Linked DNA regions of Homo sapiens: region 1 is linked to region 2. The links are chromatin loops, found by intact Hi-C in ENCODE. Cell type or tissue: IMR-90. All regions are shown on one strand. Each heading gives the region's core, and the rest is flanking DNA. Links, peaks and the distances in the headings are about the cores only.

Region 1 (11,414 bases), core at 4,742-7,241, 190 kb after region 2:
AACCAAAAGTCATAGTTGGATACTGTGGCATATTTGCCATCCCCAAATCTGGAAGATATACAGTGATTATTCAAACCTAAAGTTACCTCACCTTCACCTTCCTGCCATCCATACTCTACCGCTCTCTCTATATTCTGCTTTGACTTCTAGGTAGCATGAATTGTTTTTGCTTGCCAGCCTAGGATCAGCCTATGTCACATTATATTTTATATCATCTCATTGTTAGTTCTCTTGTTCACTGAAATGTCAATCTGGTTAATTTCTATAAAATAAAACATACTGAAGTTATAATATAGGCATATGATAGTAAGAGAAACAGTGTATCTACTGCTTAGAAAATAACTTGCATGATACCAATATTTTATATCACAATTTCGCTATTAAAATTATACAGAGGAGAATATTAATTGACTCAAACATTGGAAATTTTTTTGGAAACACCATTTTCTGTATTTTTCTATTAAGTTTACCTTAACTTTTTTATTAAATTAACTTTTTTTTTATTCAAGAGGTCATAGTAGTTTACCAGATTAGGTTGGTCATGGCCAAATTGTGACCAAATCATTACTAAAATATTCATTTTTAAGAATAGTTCAATACAGGGATTCCAATGATAATCCATATATTCTGCTTTATATATGATTGTATTTGAAATGATTACTTTCATATCATTTATCTGCTCCCTCCCTCAAATGTACATAATCAGGGGTTAGAAAGATGGCTGGCTATCAGAACAGCTTTTAAATTTTTGGTTGGAAAAGGCACATCTTTAGAATATGGTAGACTCTCTTGTTAGCTAAATATATTCATTAAGATTGAAGTGTAGGCAGATTTAGATCAACAATAGCAACTAGTAGCAATTAAGCAAATTTAATGTGCACAGAACAGATGGTGGGATTGTGGGTGGGGACTGAAGACCAAAGAGATGCTATTTTCTAACAGTAACTTTAGAAGAGACCAAAAAGCTATTTTAAGCCACAAGTTGGAAAGGGGGAAGGTGGAGATGGAGAGAGATTCCTGCCTCTAACCATATTTGATGATGAGCATTTTGGTCAGTTATTCATTCTTCCATCCATCTGTCTAGTACTTGTTTGAGTACCTATTGTAACACTCATTGGTTGGTGTTGTCGGGTTGTTAAGGGGCTAAACTTGACATTCTGTTATCCCTGACATTCTGTTATTTCCTGACATCATGCTATCCACAAGAGTGAGATTGTATCTCAAAAGGACAGTCGTCCTTTCCTTATTACTCCTACTCCATAAGCATCTAACTTCCTTGATGACTTAAACCTCAAATCACCCAGCAATGACCTTCAGGAATTCCATTTTTTAACTGATAGATTAGTTATATTTTCCATATCACATTTGTTATTTCCTAAAAGTACATTTAAATCCTTAAATGTTTTTGAATTTTTGCATTGCTCTAACTACAGCAACAAAATATACACAATGGGAAAGAGTTCAGTTAATCAAAATTTAAACCAGTTTTACCTAATAGCATTTAAATCTTTTCTAAATTTTTCCCCAAACTATAAATCAACCATTATTAGTGATTAGTTTGATCTAGGGAAAAAAAAGTTTTCTCTTTGCCATTTGGTTTTTAATAGCACAAAGAAATTATATCAATTAGAAAAATACTCAAACTATTTGGATGTTATTTTATCAAATTATATATAGTATATAGAAAGTTGAGGTCAGGGGAACAGGAGGAGTAGCTTCATTACACTAAACAAAATAGTGTTTCTTTGTGTCTGCTATGACATTTTATGAGCATTTCACCAGCATTGCTGACTTTTTCTGGGTTGTGTTTGCTGCTTCTTAACTCTGCGGTGTTGGGAATGCTGGCTCACTCTCTCCACCTTTTCCTCTTCTACTTGTGCAGCCTTGTGTATGCTGTTTTTAACACTCACATAGTGCTTACCATGAGCCAGGCACCGTTCTTCATTAGACAGGGAAAGCAGATACTTCCTTTTCCTCCCCTCTTCTACTCTGGTGTTGGAGATATCCTCAAATGGAATAGCCATGTTTTCTCCAGAGTTCTATCTAGTTGCATCTGACCAGCTCTTTTTCCTTTCATTTCTGGCAGACCTGGTGTCTGAGGGCTCCTCATTCTTCTACAGCTGTGTGTGTCCATCAGAGCCATAGCCTCAGAGCCAGAGGGTCACGGGAAGCAGGATCTCCTGTCCACCCCCACCTCCTTTCTCCATTTGTAGTGGGCCAGCTGCCCTCCTCACCTCTACTATCTTCTGCTCTCTACCTAGGGTCTGAAGAGGCATGAATCTTCATAGGCATCTGGCCACGGATCTGCTTTGCCTGGTTAATGATGTCGATGTCAGCTTTGTCCTCAACCACATACCATCCATAGTTTGTAGACACCATTCCCTTTACTGGTGGCCAACTGAGACTTATAACTGAACATTTTACAAAATCCACAAAAAGTCCTTGATTCTCTGCTAGGTCTCTGATTATCATCTTGTCTGATTTAAAATGCTAAGCAGAATTGAATCATTGGAAGATACTGGGAAGAATCTTCCCGGTCAAGAATCAACATTCTTGACCTTCACCACCTTTTACCTCTGCCACCCAAGTTTTAAGAACAAACAGCCAGGTACAGCGGTTAATAACAATAATTTTAGTTGCTGTAGTGCAGATAGAAGACAGTATAATACAGTAATGAAGGCACCCAAATGTCGGAGTTAGACTGTTAGAGATTCAAATACCATCTCTACTTTTTGATTGTTTAGCATTGGCCAATTGACACAATTACTTTTAAGTTCCACATGTGAAAATAAACTTGATAATGGTATTTATCTCATAGGATGTTATGCAGATTCAGTGAGATAATGTATAAAGAACTTAGCACAAGGACTGATGGATTGAAAGCGCTAGGTAAACATTTCTTCTTTATGTTTGCTACCATTGAGAAGCGTTTACATGTACCAGACATGCCAGTGCATTGACTACTTTATATACACATGTCTACTTCATTAGGAGCTCCACAAATAGCTTCACCCCAGATAGGGCTGCCACCAAAGCTCTCTGAATTTTGTCATAGAGGGCAGTGGCAATTTATGGCCCCAGGGCACCTAGCTTTGCTCAGAAAATGTCCTTCATCAGCTTGCTAGTGCCAAGAGTGAGCAAGCTTTTTCTAAATCTTCCAAGAGAGATCCTGGTAAATAAAAGGGTTATTTCTCCTGTCAAAGTGCTGGGTGGTCACCACATCAACAAATAGGGATTCAGTCACTCACTTCCTCTCCAAATTGAGGTCACTGAGTAGTGAACAACAGTTTCTGGGTAACAGCCATCTACTTGGTAAGGTTCACCCATTCATTCAAAGCCACGTAACTATTCCACACAGCTTGATCCTGAAACAGAAAACAGTCAATGTGGCCAGTAAATGATGGCTTATATGGAGATAGGCCTTTCCTTTTCAGGACCATTATATGTAACTGTGCTCATGCCCTGCTTGACTCAAGCAGCTTGTTTAAAGAGCATGCCTTCTTCTATTCGTCCCATACATAAGAACTACAGGTGGCTGGGTATAGTGACTCATGCTTATAATACCAGCAGTTTGGGAGGCTGAGGCAGAAGAATCACTTGAGGCCAGGAGTTCAAGACTAGCCTGGACAGCATAATGAGACCTCATCCCTAGAAAAAAAATTTAAAAATAGCCAGATCTGGTGGTGTGCACCTGCAGTCCTACCTGCTTGGGAGGCTGAGGCAGGATTGCTTGAGCCCAGGAGTTCAAAGTTACCTATGAGCTACGATCACACCACTGCACTCCAGCCTGGGCAACAGGGGAAGATCCTGTCTCTAAACAATATTTTTTTAAAAAAAGGACTACAGGAGTCTCTTATCTGATTTGAGAGCCATGTTTCTTAACCAAAGTGGGGACTTTTTCTTCTGATAGGCTAACTCATGAGGTCACAGAATGAGACAGAGTCTTCCATGGTGATCCCTCATAGCCACCAATAGAAAACTAATTCAGTTAGAATATAAACAGTGTAAATTAGATGAAGAATCTTCTAGTATTTATTCCTTTAGCTACCTTAGCACTATTGTCATCTTGAACTGGGTAATTCTTTGTTGGAGGAGCTGTTCTGTGCATTATATAATGTTTAGCAAGATCACTGGCCTCTATCCACTAGATGGTAGTAGCAGCACCCTCCACCCACCAGAAATTGCCAAATGTCCCTGGGGGGTGAGGGGAGCTAAATCACCCTCAGTCAAAAGCCGTAATGTATAAAAATATCTTTCCATGAAAGACAGACTCTCCAGTTGTTTCTTCTAGATAGACAAGAGAGTTTGTCAGTTACGCCTATTAAATTTTACCTTCTGAAAGGACTATCTTCTGGAAGTGCCTTTTTCCTTTTCTTATAGGTTGTTAATCTGGTCTTTGATGCTGTGTTCTCATCCAGAAGACATTAGATAGTCAAAGGACAGGGAACTACCATTAGAAGACTGAGTTTTATTCCAACACTGCTATTATTAGCCTTGGCACTGAGCAAATCCTTTAACTACTCTAAGCCTTAGTTTACCTATCTGTCATCAATGTTGTGGAAAGAGAAATATGTATGTACAAAAGCATCTTTAAAAAACAAAGAAGTCACCTAGCACTCAGATCTTAGTTTCTAACGCCATTCTCCAGTATTAGAAGCCAGGGCTCCTTGGAGAAATCTCTGACTTTAGGCCTGGGGCAGGAAATATACAAGATGACCTAGAGCATCTTGTAGTGCCAGAAGTAAATAAATGCTTTTTAAAAATTACAATGATGGAGGTGTGTAAAAGGGACACAGGAATTAAAGGATAGAGCTCCCAATGGCTAATGCTGGAACAATTTGAGAACAAAATAAATAAAGTAGTATGGAATTATAACCCAGAGTATAAAATAACCATCAATGAGTCTGGTATAAATAAGTGATTAACAAGTAAATAAATGGGGAGAAGAGACTAATCTACCACACAAAATATTTCCAAAATAGTTTATGCACACATTTTACCTTCAAGAAGGTAGAGCATGAATTTTTACTCCTTAAGGGTAGCCTGTGCATTGTACTTCCTTACAAAGAGTACAGTATGGAAAGTGGGGGGGGAAGAGTAACTTTGCAGTGGGGCAACCTGACAAATACTGTCCTGGCCAAATCATCCAGGTCAACATCAACAGTGACCCTTAATAGTATATACCCTTAATATAACATGAGAGTGGCACTTTATCTCCATGGTCTTCCACCCAATAACACATAACCCAGTCTAATGAAAAAGTCAGACAAATCCCAATTGAAGGACATTCTACAAAATATCTAACTAGTACTCCATAAAACTGTCAAAGTTACCAAAAACAGGGGAGGTCTGAAACTATGTCACGGTCAAGAGTAACCTAAGGAGACATAACCAGTAAACGTAATATGGTATCCTGGATGGGATCCTGGCACAGAAAAGAGACATTAGGTAAAAATTAAGGAAATCTAAATGAAGTGAGGACTTTAGTTAATAATAATGTATTGGTATTGCTTCACTAATTGTGACAAATGTACCATAATATTGAAAGATATTGATAGGGAAATTGAGTGTGAGGTGTATGGGAACTCTGGACTATCTTTGTAATTTTTCTGTCCATCTAAAACTACTAAAATTAAAATTTTATTTTAAAAAGCATAGCTAAATAAAGGTAAGACACTATTATAAGTAATGGTTATTTTATCCAGAAGGATATTATCGAGCTCTGGTATATAATTCCCTTAGTTTTAAAAGTCTATTCATGAAGTCATTCCTCAACTTCTCTCTCTGGGTGATATTTAATGTCCTTATGGATCGTACTTCATCTCTTCTCCCACTAGCTTGGAGCAGTTTCAGGTTCCCAGCTAAAGAAACTGAAGGATATCACATAACAGTTCTTCACCTTCTTGGCATAAATCCTGTGGCAGACCATGTTTACTTTTTCTTCTGAGGAAATCCACATATGCTCCCTTCTTCTTCCCCCACCCACTCAGAAATACAGCTGCCTTACAACTTACCAGTGCTTTTTTCTAACCAAGGTCTGAAAGGTTCTCTGTTTAGTTTCTTTGTTCTCAAGAGGAATGGAAAAAAGCGGGAAGGTACTATGGTAGCACCCCACAGCACCAACTTGCCCAGTAGGAGTGAAGTACTAACTTGCCCAATAGGAGTGAAGTACCAACTTGCCCAAGAGGTACTGCACCTAGATGTGTGCAGAATAAGAAGGTGAGATAAGGGGATCCTTCAGAATGAGTCACCACATGTAAAATCTTGGAGGGACAATACATGAGCAGATAAAAAAGTTTAATATAGGTAACTACAATTAGTTACCTCTATGATACTCTTGCCTTTTTGGCTGTAGCCATTATAACTAACTGTGTAATTGGAAGTCATTCCCACCACCTTTATTTCAGTGAACAGTATTGTTTATTCATTCTGGGCATATTGCACTGTATAAAGGTATGTATTTGAACATAGTTTGTTACAGAAATTGAATTTAGAATCACTCCAGTATATAGAGTAGTGTTCTGTAATCCGTTGGTGGAGAAGAATTGACCAATCAAATTTCCCTAATGAGACCAGTGACTTATGGGACTGCCTCGGTAATGCTTTTCAGTTCTGAGAACTTCAGTGAGGTGAGCATTTGCCAGAGTCAGGTTTACTGATGATATTAAAAGTCTTGGTTAATATAAAGATAATAGGGCAAACAACATGTGCTTACTATTATTTAGGCTTGTTTGACATCCCTTCCCACCCATGAAGTCGGGAAGGTAATATGTGGCCACTTCTGACATGTGAGGTCATGGGCAAGGACATGCAGCCGAAAGAAACACAGGTGTACAGCCTAAGCCACTTGATTCTGGGCAGAGTATTTCCCCTTCTAGCCTGCACTGAAGCCTTGGCATGGTTTCATGATTATAATTATTGCCTCTACTTTTTTAAATGCTCTATTTCTGGACCAAATCATGTTTGCTTATTATTTGGATCCAAATGCCACACTGGTAGATTTATGCACCTACAGCTGATAATTTTAGGAACTGTGAAATAAAGTTAATTTACACCTGGAGGAGTGCTGACCAATAGAACTTCCTGGAGTGAAGAAATAGTCTATATCCAGGCTGTCCAGTGTGGTAGCCATTAACCACATGTGGCTACCGAGCACTTGAAATGTGGCAGGGAGTTGCAGGAACTGACTTAAATTTTACTTAATTTAACTTGAAGTAGCCACGTGTGGCCCATACCTGCTAGAGCACCAGTCTAGACAGTGTAGGAATCCTCCATGTGATGCAGGCTCCCCTACCTTAGCTCTGGGCCTTCCTTGCACACACTTGGCTATTCTTTTCGAGAAAACATTTCTGTAGTACCTTTTTTTCTTATGCTTAGCATGGTTGGAATACATAGATCAGTAGCAGAACAAAGTTCCTTCTCAATTTTGGCCCACTTAAATCTAAAGCTGTAAGTTCTTAAACTCATCACTAAAAAATAAAATTCACTGAGTTTTGTTCGCCATACTCTTTTTTAGGGGAAACGAGGAAACAATGATCCCATATGTTCTTGATTCCACCTTTAAGAGTTTCAACCTTTAGAAAATTATTATTGGCAATAGGTTTATTTCTTTAATTCTAAAAACAAAGGCTATTTTCTTTTACAGATGCAAATCTGTTAATTTGATGCCTGCAAAGTTCAGTGACACTAAGTTTAGATTGAGTGGTATTTACAGAGTCATATGAAAATCCAGTCACATGATGTTTGTTAGGTTAAGAATGGCATTCTGAGATTATAGTCTAGGAAAGGGGGAACTGCAGTGTACAGTTTCATAAATGCATTGCAGATAAACATTAAAATATTAAGACAATGACAGCTATTTTTATTATTGTTAACTTGAGCAAGTAAATTCAGAAGCTCTATGGAAAGAATCAGAAAAAGTGACAGTTCTTAATTACCTCACATTTCCTTAACTAGAAAATCTTAAGGAGTGAGGAAAGTACAAAGGCAACAAATATTACTAGGGGTAATGTAGTAATGCAAAAAGGGAGGGAGGGGCTGTCTCATAATAAACTTTTACTTTTCCAAACATGGTTTTTCACTTAATACAAGTGGTTTTTTAAATTTAATTTAATACACAAATTTTTTCCCACAGATTATGATATTAAACATTTTTATGGTAGGACACAGGAAATAGTGAAGTTATATAAAATGTCACTTAATGCAAATTTGAACAAACCAAATTACCAAGTGGTTGCTTTTCTATACTAAACAGTTTTACAGTATTGTATTAGATTCTCATTTAATGTGAGTCTTTCATTTCTGATTTAACACTTGTTTTTATTCTATTTCTTGGATTCATTTTCATGGTCATGAAACTATTATGTCAGTTCTTTATTATTACTTTACTATACATTGTTATTAAATGTGAACATATTTTCAGCTAATAGAGCCCTGCAGTCCGCCAGAAGCTCTCTTCATGCTCCCTTCTAGCCAACATCCCTTTCCTGGAGAGACACCTAACACCACAGATTAATTTTGTCTCATTTTTTATTTTATATATGTAATTATGCAGTATGTATTTTCCTGCATCTAGTGGCTCTTCCTCAACATTATGCTCCTATAATGTCTCCCTGTTACTGAATGTCACAGTAATTCATTAATTTTCATTGCTGTACAATATGCCATTATATTAATATAACTACACCACATTTTATTTATTCATCCTACCCTTGGTAGACGTGAGTTAATTTAATTGGGGACTGTTATAAATAATGCCTCATGAACATCATTTACATGTGATTTTCATGCCTATTTACATGTTACCCTTAGAGCTACACCTAGAATTAGAATTGCCACATTATAGGGTGTATTTGTGAGTTCAGTTTTAGTAGGAACTGCCAAATAATTTTTCAAAGTACTTGCACAGTGTGAGTTCCAGATACCTTATATTCTCAATATCTTCACCAGTACTTGATGTTGTCAGAAATATTTTTTGCCACTTGATATCTATAATTATTATCATAATTTACCTTTTAGAGAACACCAGTAGTTTTAGACGACAGATGCCCTGACACACACACGGTGATCATCAAATATACCTATTCCCAGCTCTCCATAGACCCGCTGAAAAAAAACCCTCGAAGGCTGTGGCCTCTGACCCAGCTCACTTTGGGCAGTATAATTTGGAATTTGGTCCTGCAGTGAAACACCTGGGTAAGGGAGAGGACGATGCACTGCTGTGAGCCTGAAGGCTTTTGGTGGGGTAAGAAACACTTCAGGAGTTAATACCACCGAGTTTGTCAAGTGCTCTCAGAGTGTGTTTGTTGAATTTTTATAATAAAGTAACTTCATAAATAGCCCTCAATTTACTCAGTTGAATACAACAAATTGCTTTTTGGTAATTACTTCATTCTCAGCCTTGAATGTAGAAATGTAAAAGGGATGAGAGGTAGTGACTGAGAAAGATTCAAAAAGATGCACTACCTAATTAGTAATCAGGGAAATGCAAGGTAAAACAATGAGATGTCCACTTTCACTTAGTATATCAGCAAAAATTAAGATCTGACAGTATGACCTGATGAGAGTGTGGGGTAAGTGTACACACATATATGCTGCTAACAATGTTAAAAACTATTGTCCCCAACAATTCTGAAAGCAAACTCAGTGTAAATATTAAGATTAGAAACGCAGATATGCAATGAGCCAGCCGTTTAACATTTATAAGCCCTAAAGAAGTACTCATATGTATACATGGACTCAGATACAATGTTGTTTACTCCAGAATTTATAATGAAAAAAATCACCAAAGTACTGTTGTATTCATATGCTGGATTGCAATGTTGTGGTTAAAAAGAATGAAGCGTTTCTAGAATGTAAGGTCTATGAGAGAAAAAACTTTGTCCATGTTTTCAACAAGTAGAACAATGAATAGTGTGTAGTAGGTGCTCAGTAATTATTTGTTATAATTACATGGCTAGATTTAAGTACGTGGCTAGATTTTGAAGTCATTTTTTTGGGTGAGGAAAGCAAATTGCACAAAATGTGTACTAGAAAATACATGTATATGTGTGTGTAAGTCCATAACACCTTATTGGAAAGATACACACCAAAATGTGAACTACATATGTGTGTATGCAAGTCCGTAGAAATTTATCTGAAAAGTATACAGTGCAGAAGTGTCCAAGCAAATAATACATTCATGGGTTCTTAGTTTCTGTTTCTGGTTAGGCCGGTAAAACCCCTTCCTCATCCCTCTTTTCTGCTTATCATTACAGACAGAAACTAAAAACCATGTCTTCAGGCTGCTAAAAGCCTAAAACAAAACAAAATAGAACAACAACAAAATAAGCTGGGCTGGACAAGCTTGGTGTGACACTAAAATGACAACAATGATACTAGGGACCAGAAACTGAGAGTACTATTTAGAGAAGACTTCAGACTTTTTTTTTATGTTTCAAAATTTAGAACATATATTTGGAAATTTGGAAGTGTTCACATATCTTACTTGAGTAATTACGAGATAATTTTAAAATAACATTTAACCTTAGAAAGATAATTTCCCTGTTATCTGGTAGGTTGGAACTTAACTGAGTCAGCAGCTTCTCCCTCTGGAGCCCCACAGTCTCTACACAGATATACAGAGCATCTGATCTTGCTAGACCTAGTCTTCCCAAAGGAAATTCCTTAAATATGTGGAATAAATTGGGGGGGAAAAAAGGCTGTTCAGATATTTTATACATTTCTTTAAGAATAAACCAGCTGTTTGTGTAGTTTCCGTCTTTATTCTGATTTTGTATTAAAAGGGTACATTTTAAATTTTTCACTAATTGTATTTACATCTTTACAACAAGGCTGTAATATGTCTTAATAAAGGGGATAAAACAATAAGATTAGTAGATATGACAGTAAGGAATGTGTAATGAAAAAATCAAAGAGACCAAGATTTTCATTCCATCCTGCTGTTTTCCTCATTATGTCATGATGATAGGCAAGTCAGCCTCTCTAGGCCTCATTTTCATATCTGCACAATGAGATTAGGTTTTGTGGTCCCCAAGGTTCTAATAGCTACCCCAAGTTTCTCTGCTCAGTCCTTTGAGAATGATCTAATAGACCATTGGACCATCTAGCCCAGTGTTTTTTCCTGGAAGTAACAAAAAGTAGAACCACCCTGCCTCCTGCTCAGTAGGACTTTTAGGGTTTTTTCATAGCATATGTTTCAAAATATGTTTTGAAGGTAAGTAGCATTTTGATAAGGGAAATCTTGCATTTTGGGCCCATGCAGGGCAATTCCATGATGCAGTGTGGCCCATAGCATTTCGTGGTTAATCAACTGCCTGTACTTAGGCCAGAGGAACTTGTTAAAGTAAAAATAGCTCTAACACAAAATTTTTACTATGTGTAAAGCATTGTGCTAAATGTTTCACATATATCAT
Region 2 (11,414 bases), core at 4,831-7,330:
AGTTGGGGGAAGGAATTGAAAAGAGAGACATTAACATATAAATATTACCTTCTAACAAATGCAGGGTGTTCGTTTATCATTTCCCCAATTATCAAATTGTAAATTACAGTACATTAACTGTATCTGTCAGGATATGCCAGGTCATCTTGGAGTAATGAACAACTCCAAAAATCTCAGTGGTTTAAGACAACTGGTTTCACTCAGCTCCAGGTCTATTAAGGTACTCAAGGTCATCTGGAGCTCTGCTCGATGTCAGTCTCACTCAGGGAGTTTCTATCTCCATGCTTCCATGATTGCTGAGCCAGGATTGGAAAATGTGGCGAATCGCAGGCTGGTTCCTAGAGCTTCTATTTAAAGATTCTACTCAGGAATGAACCCACTGGCAGTAAGTCTTATAGTCATGTCTAAATGTAAAGAGAGTAGAAACAGCCAATCCCACCATTTCCCAGAAGGTAGAAAATTGGAAACATTTGGTAGACTACACTAATGACTGCTGCATTGAGTCAGTATCAGGAGCAAATTGATGTCCATGGACTATTGTTTATGTAACTGAAACCATGGAAGTCATGGAAACCTTCCAAAGTGGCCATGTAATGAATTCACAGAAAAACAGAAATGCATGTTTTTGATTATTGCAGAAACAAGTCAATAGAATACTTGAACATAGTAAAAAACTGATACCTAAATATACAAATTAGTGATGAAAGAATGGATGACTCAATAAATAACACTGTTATCATTAATAATCCATATGGGAAAAAAACTGATGCTACCTACAGCATACACAATAATTTCACATAGATTAAAGGCCTACTGTAAAAGGCAAACTTCAAAACTTCCTAAGGACATTGGACTAGGGAAGTTTTCTTTAGCAAGACAAAAACAAAAAGACATACAAACCTTAGGGAAAAGATTGATAATATTTATTACATCACAGTTAAAATCTTCTACACCAACAAGGTCACCATGAAATAAAATTTGAATATAAGCCAAAAACCTGGAAAAAATATTTGCAAAGTATATAACCCAAAATAGGATTAGTATTCACATTATGTTGAGACCTATAATCGATAAGAGAAAGACAACACAGTAGAAAAATTGGCATAGGATATGATGATGCCTGGATATAATTGGGCAGTTCACATAAAAAGAAACCCCAAATAATTAATAAAAATGACAGGAACACGGCCTCTACATGTGCTGGTATTAGTAATATTACATATAAAACCACAATGAAATACTATTTTATACTTTCACATTACAATTTAAAATGCTAACATTATTAGGTATTGAGGAAAATGTGAAATGAGCTTTTATACAGTACTAGTGGTAGTACGATTTGGTACAACTAATTTAAGAGCAATTTGGCACTATCTGGTAAAGCTGAATATTTGTGTACTACTCAATTTCACTTCTAGACTACATGCTGTATGAGCTCAAGAAGATACACTACAAGAACATCCACTAAAGAATCCTGGCATTGAAAATTTGGAAACAACCTAAATGTCCATCACAGGAGAAAAGATAAACAAACAGTTGTAGATATAAAATGAAATACTATGTAGAAATTAAAACAATGACTGGGCATGGTGGTATGCACCTATAGTCACAGGAACTCAGGAGACTGAGGCAGGAGGATCACTTGAGCCCAGGAGTTCAAGGCTGTAGTGCACTATGATCGCACCTGTGAATAGCCACTGCACTTCAGCCTGGGTGACATAGAAAGATTCCATCTCTCATAAAATAAATTAAATTTTTAAAAATAAATTGTTCAAGGATTAGAGTAAGTTAAAGAATGAAAAGAATGATATATACCATTGTAGTAGCATTTGTATAAAGTTTAAGAAAACACGTTAGAAAACTGTACCTAATTTTTATGAATACATGCATGTTTAGTGAAAGCTAATAAAGTACTCAAGCATTCTTTTAACTCTATTTCCAGAACTGGCAATACTTTTTCACAGAAATATTTCAAGCAAAGAAGCAATATGGATGAAATATCTTAATCAACTCAATGCATTTTCCTGATTCAAAGTGCATTGATTATGCATCAACACTAAAATGTTTAAGCAACATATTCATCTAAATATCTCTTTCATTAGTTCATTGCTCTCCATCTTTGCTAGCTCACAGACTGAAAGGCATGAACACTCTCCAGTGAGTTATTGGGACAAACCCTTCAATGGACACTACTCACTCATGCTTGCTCTCCAGTCTTTTCAAATAATGTTTTATGAGCACTCTCACATGCTCTTAGTTTACAGATGAGGAAACTCAGGCCCAGGGAAGTTTATTAACTTGAGACCGCATGGAGAGGTGATGGTTGAGTCTGAAATTGAGCCAAACTTCTATTTCGCATGCCACAGTACCTTGAAGTGTAATGTGAAGAGGATGAGTTGGGAACACTCAGATAAAATATGAACCATTATTTTTGCACCAGGCAAAGGGAATTTAGGATAAAGAACACCATGTATTTTGGTCCTCATTTCTTATTTTAAACTAGTAAAATTTGAGCATTTTAACAGTGTCTTAGATAAGAAATAATATACCAAAGCGGTTTTTGTCCCATATAATTGGTTTCTACCTTCAGGTTGTAAAGCTGAATTAGTATATAAAGTATCATACTCCAAAGATCACTCAGAATGGCATTGTCCTATTAATACACTATAATGTTTCTAATCTTCAACCATCCAGGCAATTTAATGGTTTCAATAACTTTCTAGAGGTGACAGTAATGCATATATGTTCAGAAACAATACAGCATTTGAAAGTTGGGGCACATAAATTTTAATGCATGTATTTAGAAAATATATAATTTACTTCTAAGTATGTTTTTATTTGAAAAAAATGAAGGGATGATGGTGCAAAAATAAAAATAAAAGGTTTAAACAAAATATAAATATGTAAGCCTTTACAAGAATTACAATGTATCTAGCAGATTAAGTTCTCCAGAATTATTATTATGTCTCCTATATATCATTCTCAAAACTAAATACTCCATTACATAAGTTTTATGTACATATGTTACATTTGTATTTTGGCTAATCAAGTCTATAAATGATGTGTTTCCTCTGTCCAATATATATATAAGCAGGCAGTTTTTATAAATCAAATGGTTAAAGATAAAGCAATTTTACTACATTTGTAGAAAAACCCTATAGCAAATTTTTTTAATCCTCCTTTGTTTCAACAATTTTGGACTTTTGTATAATAGATTGGTACAATTACTTTACAAAGCAAATCACACTAGAATTGAATCCATAGTAACAATGAAATAAATATAATATTTGACTGAATGCATCAATTCACTTAATTCCTAGAATTTTACTTAGCTGAGCTCTGATCAGGAAGTGAAGAATATAAGTTTAAAAATGTTTTCTGCATGTAGTGGCATTTATAACATCGTCCTTCATACTCAAAGGTGATGCAATTGCTGTGGACTGCAGTCTCTAGGGCAAGTGCTGCTGTGGAGACTGATGGATAAACAATAGCTTGTTCTACCCTTTGCATGTGTGAAAACTGTTTCTTAATTTGAGGTTTGAACCATTGGCAGGACTGTCATTCTGATCAAGTCTGCCTTTTAGAGCCTCTGCTGGCCCCATTCTGGAAGGGCACACACCCCAGGCCCGGATGTCCACCACAGCCATTTTCAGCTCTCTCTTTAAGCTACAGTTCTTACGTGCAGTAGACAGAGAGTGCTGAGAAGGGATCAAGATATCCTAGGAGTATAAAGCATCACAAGAGAGTCATACGGATCAGTGATCCTCCAAGTGTGGTCCCTAGATCAGGAGCATCGCATCACATGAAAACTTGTGTTAAAAGAAAAACCTTAGACAAATCAAATGTAACAGAGTTTAATTGAGCAAAGAATGATTCACAAATTAGGCAGCCTCCCAAGCCAGAGTATGCTCAGAGAGTCCAGTGCAGCCACTTGGTGGAAGATTTATGGACAGCAAAAGGAAAGTGACTAACAAAAAAAAACAGAAGTGAGAGACAGAAACAGCCGGACTGGTTACAGCTTGATGTTTGCCTTATTTTGAACAAGGTTTGAAGAGTTGGCCCCCTTTGATTGGCCAAACTCAGTGATTGGCACAAGAGTAGGTTACTGTCTGTTCATACATCCAGTAAGGTTATAGTTTACTATGCACGGAGAAACCTTTAAGCTGAACTTAAAATATGCAAGGAGACAGCTTTAGGCTAATACTTGTTAGAAATGGAAATTCTTGGGTTTCACTTCATACCTACCAAATCATAAACTCTGGGGGTGGGCCCAACAATCTGGGGTTTATTAAGTCCCCCAGCTGAATCTAATGTACATTAAATTTGAGAACTACTGATGTATAAAAATAGTAAACCAATTAGAAATTTGTACAAGGCAGCTGAGAATGTTTGAGTTTGGCACTTACATGCAAAAAAGTATCCAGTAAAATAATACCACAACTACTCACACACACACAGTTTATTGATATTTTAAAAAATAATCTTTATTGACATACCATGCCATGAAAGATATCTTTATTAACAATAACCAAGAAGAAGATTAAACTCATGATATGAAAAGAAATGCTGGAAGAAACAAATGCTTCAATTTGATAAAAACAAACAAAAAATATAATTTCTGTTTTAGATGAAAATAGTATGTAATTTAAGTCTATAATTATGTAAATTATCAAGTGTCTACCGTATGTAAATTCTGTAACATTAACACAGAAAGATTGTGTTATTTTCTGTGTCTGCAGGACATTGTTGTATAAAATGTGTCTGCAGGACATTGTTGTATAAAAAAGGGTAAATTACAAATATTAGGAGTGTTATAGGTTTATTTATATTTTAAAAAATCAACAAACTGGCCGGGCATGGTGGCTCACTCCTGTAATCCCAGCACTTTGGGAGGCCGAGGTGGGTGGATCACAAGGTCAGGAGATCAAGACCATCCTGGCTAACACGGTGAAACCCCATCTCTACTAAAAATACAAAAATAGCCAGGCGTGGTGGGCACCTGTAGTCCCAGCTACTCGGGAGGCTGAGGCAGGAGAATCGCTTGAACCAAGGAGGCGGAGGTTGCAGTGAGCCGAGATCATGCCATCGCCTGGGCAACAGAGTGAGATTCTGTCTCGAAAAAAAAAAAAATTCACAAACTAAAAATTATATGTGCTTACTTTCCTGGAGATTAGTGAGAGAATATGAAAGTAATGACAGAGGAGTTTCACTTTTTACTCTGCATTCTTCTCTATAATTTGGATGTTTATAATAACATGTAGTTGTAGATTACTTTAAAATGTATTTAAATATAAAAAATTAAAAGAGGTCAATCAGGAACATGCTACAAAAATTTACATGTTGTAAAGGTCTGGACTAGAAACTTTGGCACTTAGAATTGATAGATACAGGAAAAAATCCCAAAGGAATATAAAACAAGTGATTATGAATGAGCAGCGAAACAGATGGAAGAGACGATGTGACACCAGGATTTCAAATCTGAATGACTAAAGGACAATATGTCCTGCAACATGTCAGAAGGCAGAGTATAATAACAGTTAAGAGTGACAGCATCTCATTAGGAAGTTATTTAACCTCTCTATGCCTCAATCTCCTCATTTGTAAGTGAGAATAATAATAATTTCCTTATAGCCTTGTTTCAAGATTAAGAAGAATGCTGCATGTAAAGTGCTTTATGTCTCGACACATTCATGCTCAATAAATAGTAGAGATTTTAAGATAATTAATTGAAGGCAGATATTATCAATTTTGTTTTAGGCATGTTGGATTTGAGGTCATGCTGGGACACGAGTGAATATGTGAGCATGACCTTATTTCTTTGTTTGTATTAACAGTTTCATCCCAAGTGACTCTTCTGTCCTGCCTGCTGTTCTGGACTAGGACATGCTGCCACCAGGTGGCAGTAGGCCATTTTACTAATCCAAAAAGGGAAAGGAGAGCTGTCCTGTGATTAACTGGACGTGCTTTATTTTATGAAAAAGGCAGTGAGCCTTAAAAAAAAAAATTGCAGTATAAATGAATATCAACATTTACATAAGATAAATATCTTAAATATTAATCAAAATTTAGGGAAATCAACATGTAAATAGATGTGTTACCTCAATTAAGGTTTTGTCATTTCATCTAATAGAATCTTATTGTGCCTCACTGACGTGTACAAACTAGGTTCCTAGGTAACTCATAATTCTTATCAGATGAAGATAATTGCCTCTTACACTTTTTAAAGAGAAAACTCATGCCCAGCAACTGATGGCTAGGATTTACAAAAGTTAACATATGACTTCTTTTTATAATGTCTCCTTAAGACCAAGGCAGTCAGCCTTCAAGTACTATAGACAGATCCTAAAAAAATAAACTCTTAAGACTAGTTCCAGGAAAAAAAAAAAACATCCTTCCAGAAAATGCAGAAAGGAAACTGGGTCGATCAACTTGGCCTAACCAGTCATAGGGAAAGTAAGCTAGGATGATTTCCCTGTGGGAGCTCAGGGTTAGCAGTGTCTTTCATGTTTTCATCACAGTTACACATGTTATAATGGGTAAAACACCTATTGTCCTCATGAATGTGACTTGGCAGGCATCGCTGTCACCCACATTGGCAAAACACCTTCAATTTGCAGGGCACACTCATAACCACATTTAGTCATTTATGGTATCTAAATGAAAGGCTTGATTCATGCCCCTTGAACTATTATGGTTCGGTATGACTCACCTGCATCTACCTGTGTTTCCACAACACTATGAAGAAAATCTCTGTGAGAGTTCTTCCTGTCAAGGTAATTATTTCCCTCCCTTTCCACAAAACCTTCTTCGGCTCAGTATCCCCTTGGTTCCCAGGAAGTTAGCCCTGCTACTCTTTCCCACTCACATGGAATGATAAGGACAAAGAAAAAAAATAATGCTCGCAATTATTTTGTTATTCATTCCTTCCTTTCCATTTCCCTCACCATAACCCTTGTCTAATTCAACATCGCCTCTTGGATTATGGAAATATTTTACTGCCTGTTCTCTTTAACATTAACAATTTATATTTACTGATCACATAAAAGGAGGCAGGCACTGTTGCTACAAGCTTTACATGCATTTATCTCAGACTCTCCCCCTTGCTCACACCACCACCACTAGATTTATCATCTCCCCACATACACATAAATAAGGGGTATTTTGCTTATGGAGTAAAACCTCTATTAACCTGGAAATTCAGGCCTTCCACCATCTGGACACAAGCCACTTCTTCAACTTTATCCTCCCTATATCAGCCCTCTGTTCTAGCTAAATTCACACTGCTATCACTACTTATACTGGCAATACTAAAACTTGACTGCTCAGAATTCCTACAGTATTCAGTGACTACTCCTCTGTTTTGATATGTAGCATACAAAAGCTAGCGATGCATTTTAAATTCTTGTTTAGATTATTCTTTGTTTACACTTGAAGCTACAGACCTCCCCAGCATAAGGACAGAGTCTGATAACTTCACATATCTGTGGCATGAAGCACTGGCCACATGCCCTGTGGAGCTGTTAAATAAATACTTGTTGATGAAACATTAATACATTGTACTTCAATTTGGGCATTTTATATAGTCTTCTGGTTTATACTGAACATTGAACTTTAGATAATGCCTGTGTTTTTGTGTAATCTTTTATTTGAGCTTGCCACATAGCTTGCAGTATAAAGTGTTTATGGGAGAAGGCTTATCTGCTATGGACCAGTTGCAACACAGTTTCTAATGTTAATTGGCCTTAGACCACAGATTTCAATCTGACCTCTCTCTTTTCCCCCAAAGAGAACACTTTCATGTGAATGTAAAGATCAAAAATGAAATTGATTTTTCTGTCCTTTAAAACACAAGCATATCAGGGCTGTACACATGTAAAAAATTTGTGATAAAGTGACAATGTCAAATTAAGTATCAGAGGTAGGACTTGCAGTCACATAGAAATCCTTTGCTTGGGTCATTTGATAAAGCTTTTTTGTTGCTGTTATTCACCTTTATAGTCATCATAAATGAGAAATTTTGAAGGAATTTCTTTAGAGGGGAAGTCAGGTGAACTCATTTGTGCTTTCTTCACTGGGGGAGGTGACTATTTATAAAAGAATCTTGTTATAGTCTGAATCCACTTCCCTGAGTCTGGTAATCAAAAGTATGCAATTCCTCACAAGAAGTTTACAAAGAATACAACAAAGTTCATATAAATATTCAATCTCAGGGCACTTTTTTTGTTTCAAAACTATCCTCTATTTGGGGAAGAGGAAAAGACAGCTAATATTGATTTCTCTTTTAAAATAAAAAACAAAATGTGTGCCTATATAATGACATTTCCAATCATCAAGCCTGAAATAAAAATGTAAATTTTAATGCATCTGCTTTGATTTTGTACAACATTTGTGATAATGTTTGTCCCAGAAACTAGAAGAATATGGATGGGTTAGAGTTGAAAGCTTTAATCATTAATTTCTATCTTTGTCACATCCAAAGAAAGTAAATGCACTTGATCTTATGATGCCTAGGAAAATGCCTTATTTTATAAAATACCACAAATGTTCATTCCTATTCTCTATACGAATAAGCTTTGGGGCAGTACTATACTTCTTACATGGGACACTATATGGTTATACAGGACACTAATTTCAGAAATGACAGTCCCAAAGACCAAAGACCAAACTCAAGTCCCAACTCAAATACCAAATTTGAGTTTAGTCAGCTAGTAGTCATTGTGTGTAAACCATTCAAGAAGGGTCAATAATGTCAAGTGCAGCCTGCTCTGTATTCCCTGGATCCAGGTTTCTCTTGCAAAAAGTAAAAAAGAGGGAGCATCTTTCTTCCCTTTTCCTATACTAGAGGTGATATTCAAAATATTTTATGACTGCTATAGCACACACACACACCATCAGAAAAGACACCAGCAAAACTAGAGGCTTATGTCTAAGCTTCAGCCCTGGGGCTTATCATTTTAACACTCAGTGATGCACTATGATGTCACTGAGCTTCATTAAATCTCTTATCTCAAATAAAATATTGTAAACATCTTGAAGGTATCTTAACTTCATTACCTACAAGGTACTAATCATATCATTTTCTATGTGCTGAAATACATTAGAAACATTAATTTTATACTAACAATATGGAGAAAAGATAAAGCAAAAGAAGGGTATATAACTTTTCCTTTGAAAATCTTAGAGTATCAAGGGAGAGATAAAAGACCACTTTAAGTAACAAATCAAAAAAGAAAGTGATGAAACAGGAATTTAAAAATCATTTAATCATCAACAGTGTGTAGTAGGAAATTAACCATAGGCTATAAGGAGGATGGAAGTGTTCTTTTAAAAAAATATACTTTGAAAGGATTTGAAAGAGATACAGAAATCTAAAAAAATGAAAGACAAGGGTATGTGCACAAGTGAAGAAACCAAAAAGGTATTTGTGAGCAGATTGGTTTAATGAACAGCAGTGGTCAGGGAAAAAAAAAAAACCCAAGAAATATGGGCCTTTGATGTTTACAGATAATTCCATGTGGAAACTAACTCCATGGAAGAAGTAGATCTTTGGTAAATTTGAAAACTACAAAGGAGAGTTTTAAGATACTCCATTTAATATTTAACACAAAAGGAGTTTTAAGCCCTGAGCTCACCAGCAATATGAGGGAAAAAATGTGACTTGTTCTTTAAAAATTGTTTCACAAACAAATATGAGATGGAGATGTGGAGGGTGAAAGCAAAGAGGAATTCTTCCATGACTAGAAACAAAAAAGAGACTTGGTCCAAACTTTAGAGGTGAAAAGAAATTTTCATAAGGATCTACAGGCAAAGGTGTTTTAATGAGTACATGCATTTTTTTCCGGGGAGATAATCCATTGTTTTATTAAATTCTCAGAAATGCCTGTGAAAGAAACTAACCAACTCTTTCAATAAGGCCAAGTGTTTCTTCTGTATTTACACGAGCTGGTGCCAAGGCCACAACCACAACCTACCACCTTGAAAATCACTTATTCATTTTTTATTCAAAATTTACTTATTGATATGGTTTGGCTCTGTGTCCCCACCCAAATCTCTCTCTAATTATAATCCCCATGTGTTGGGGAAGGGACCTGGTGGGAGATGACTGGATCATGAGGGTGTTTCTTCCCATGCCGTTCTCATGGTAGTGAGTTCTCACAAGAGCTGATGGTTTAAAAGTGGCAGTTTCTCTGAACTCTCTCTCTCCTGCCACCATGTAAGATGTGCCTTGCTTCCCCTTCCACCATGATTGTAAGTTTCCCGAGTCTTCCCCAGCCATCCAGAACTGTGAGACAATTAAACCTCTTTTCTTCATAAATTATCCAGTCTCAGGTAATATCTTTATAGCTGTGTGAGAACGGACTAATACAGAAAATTGATAGCAGTAGAGTGGGGCACTGCTATAAAGAAAAACTGAAAATGTGGAAGCAACTTTGGAACTAGGTAACAGGCAGATGTTGGACAGTTTGGAGGGCTCAGAAGAAGACAGGAATATGTAGGAAAGTTTGGAACTTCCTAGACACTTGTTGAACAGTTTTGATCAAAATGCTGATAGTAATATGGACAATGAATTCCAGGCTCAGTTGGTCTCAGATAGAAATGAGGAAGTTATTGGGAACTGGAGTAAAGGTCACTCATGCTATGCTTTGGCAAAGAGACTGGTGGCATTTTGTCCCTGCCCTAGTGATCTGTGGAATTGTGAACTTGACAGAGATGATTTAGGGTATCTAGCAGAAGAGATTTCTAAGCAGTGAAGCATCCAAGATGTGACCTGGCTGATTCTGAAAGCAGTCAGTCATATGCATTCACCAAGAGATTATCTGAAACTGGAACTTTTATTTATCAGGGAAGCAGAGCATAAAAGTTTGGAAAATTTGCAGCCTGATCATGTGGTAGAAAAGAAAAGCCCATTTTCTGGGGAGCAATTCAACCCAGTTGCAGAAATTTGCTTAAGTGACCAGGGGCCAAATGTTAATAGCCAAGACAATGAAGAAAATGTCTCCAAGGCATGCCAGAGATCTTCATGGCAGCCCCTCCCATCACAGGTCCAGAGGCCTAAAAGAGAAAAATGGTCTCATGGGCTGGGTACAGGGTCCTGCTGCTCTGTGCACCTTCTGGACTTGGTGCCCTATGTCTCAGCTGCTCCAGCTCCAGCTGTGGCTAAAGGAGGCCAAAGTACAGCAGAGCACAATCTCTATAGTAGGTTGACTATAGTTAACATTAATCTACTGTTCCTTATTTGAATGTTCCTAGCATGAAGAAAAGAGAAATAGTTAAGGTAATGGATATTCCAATTCAGATTATATTAATGTATCAAATTATCACATGTACCCAGAGAATATGTACATCTTTTATGTACCAATAAAAAATAATTTTAAAAACTATACTGTCTAATCTTAATCCATACATGACACAGA

What was found. Hi-C counts contacts between places; a loop is a spot of excess contacts. Peaks named below come from ENCODE experiments on the same cell type or tissue, not always from the same donor. Only the 100,000 strongest peaks of a DNase experiment are listed, where the experiment ranks them.
Region 1: a loop joins it to region 2, with 2.9 times the contacts of the local background. A loop is called at or near these places in 5 of 110 quality-filtered maps.

What each region holds. Positions count from the first base shown.
Region 1 is chr6:116,194,915-116,206,328 of GRCh38, forward strand. All of the region lies in intron 6 of NT5DC1 (5'-nucleotidase domain containing 1), which reads left to right. It also overlaps a transcript of COL10A1 not described here. Among named protein-coding and RNA genes, the nearest start is that of TSPYL4, 53 kb to the right of the region's middle. In IMR-90, for the core only: no CTCF peak of the experiment used is centred there; a DNase peak (open chromatin) is centred at 5,927.
Region 2 is chr6:116,005,098-116,016,511 of GRCh38, forward strand. All of the region lies in intron 1 of FRK (fyn related Src family tyrosine kinase), which reads right to left. Among named protein-coding and RNA genes, the nearest start is that of FRK, 50 kb to the right of the region's middle. RefSeq lists an enhancer at 3,707-3,986. In IMR-90, for the core only: a CTCF peak has its summit at 5,888 (motif pointing right); a DNase peak (open chromatin) is centred at 5,914; H3K27ac peaks cover 464 bases.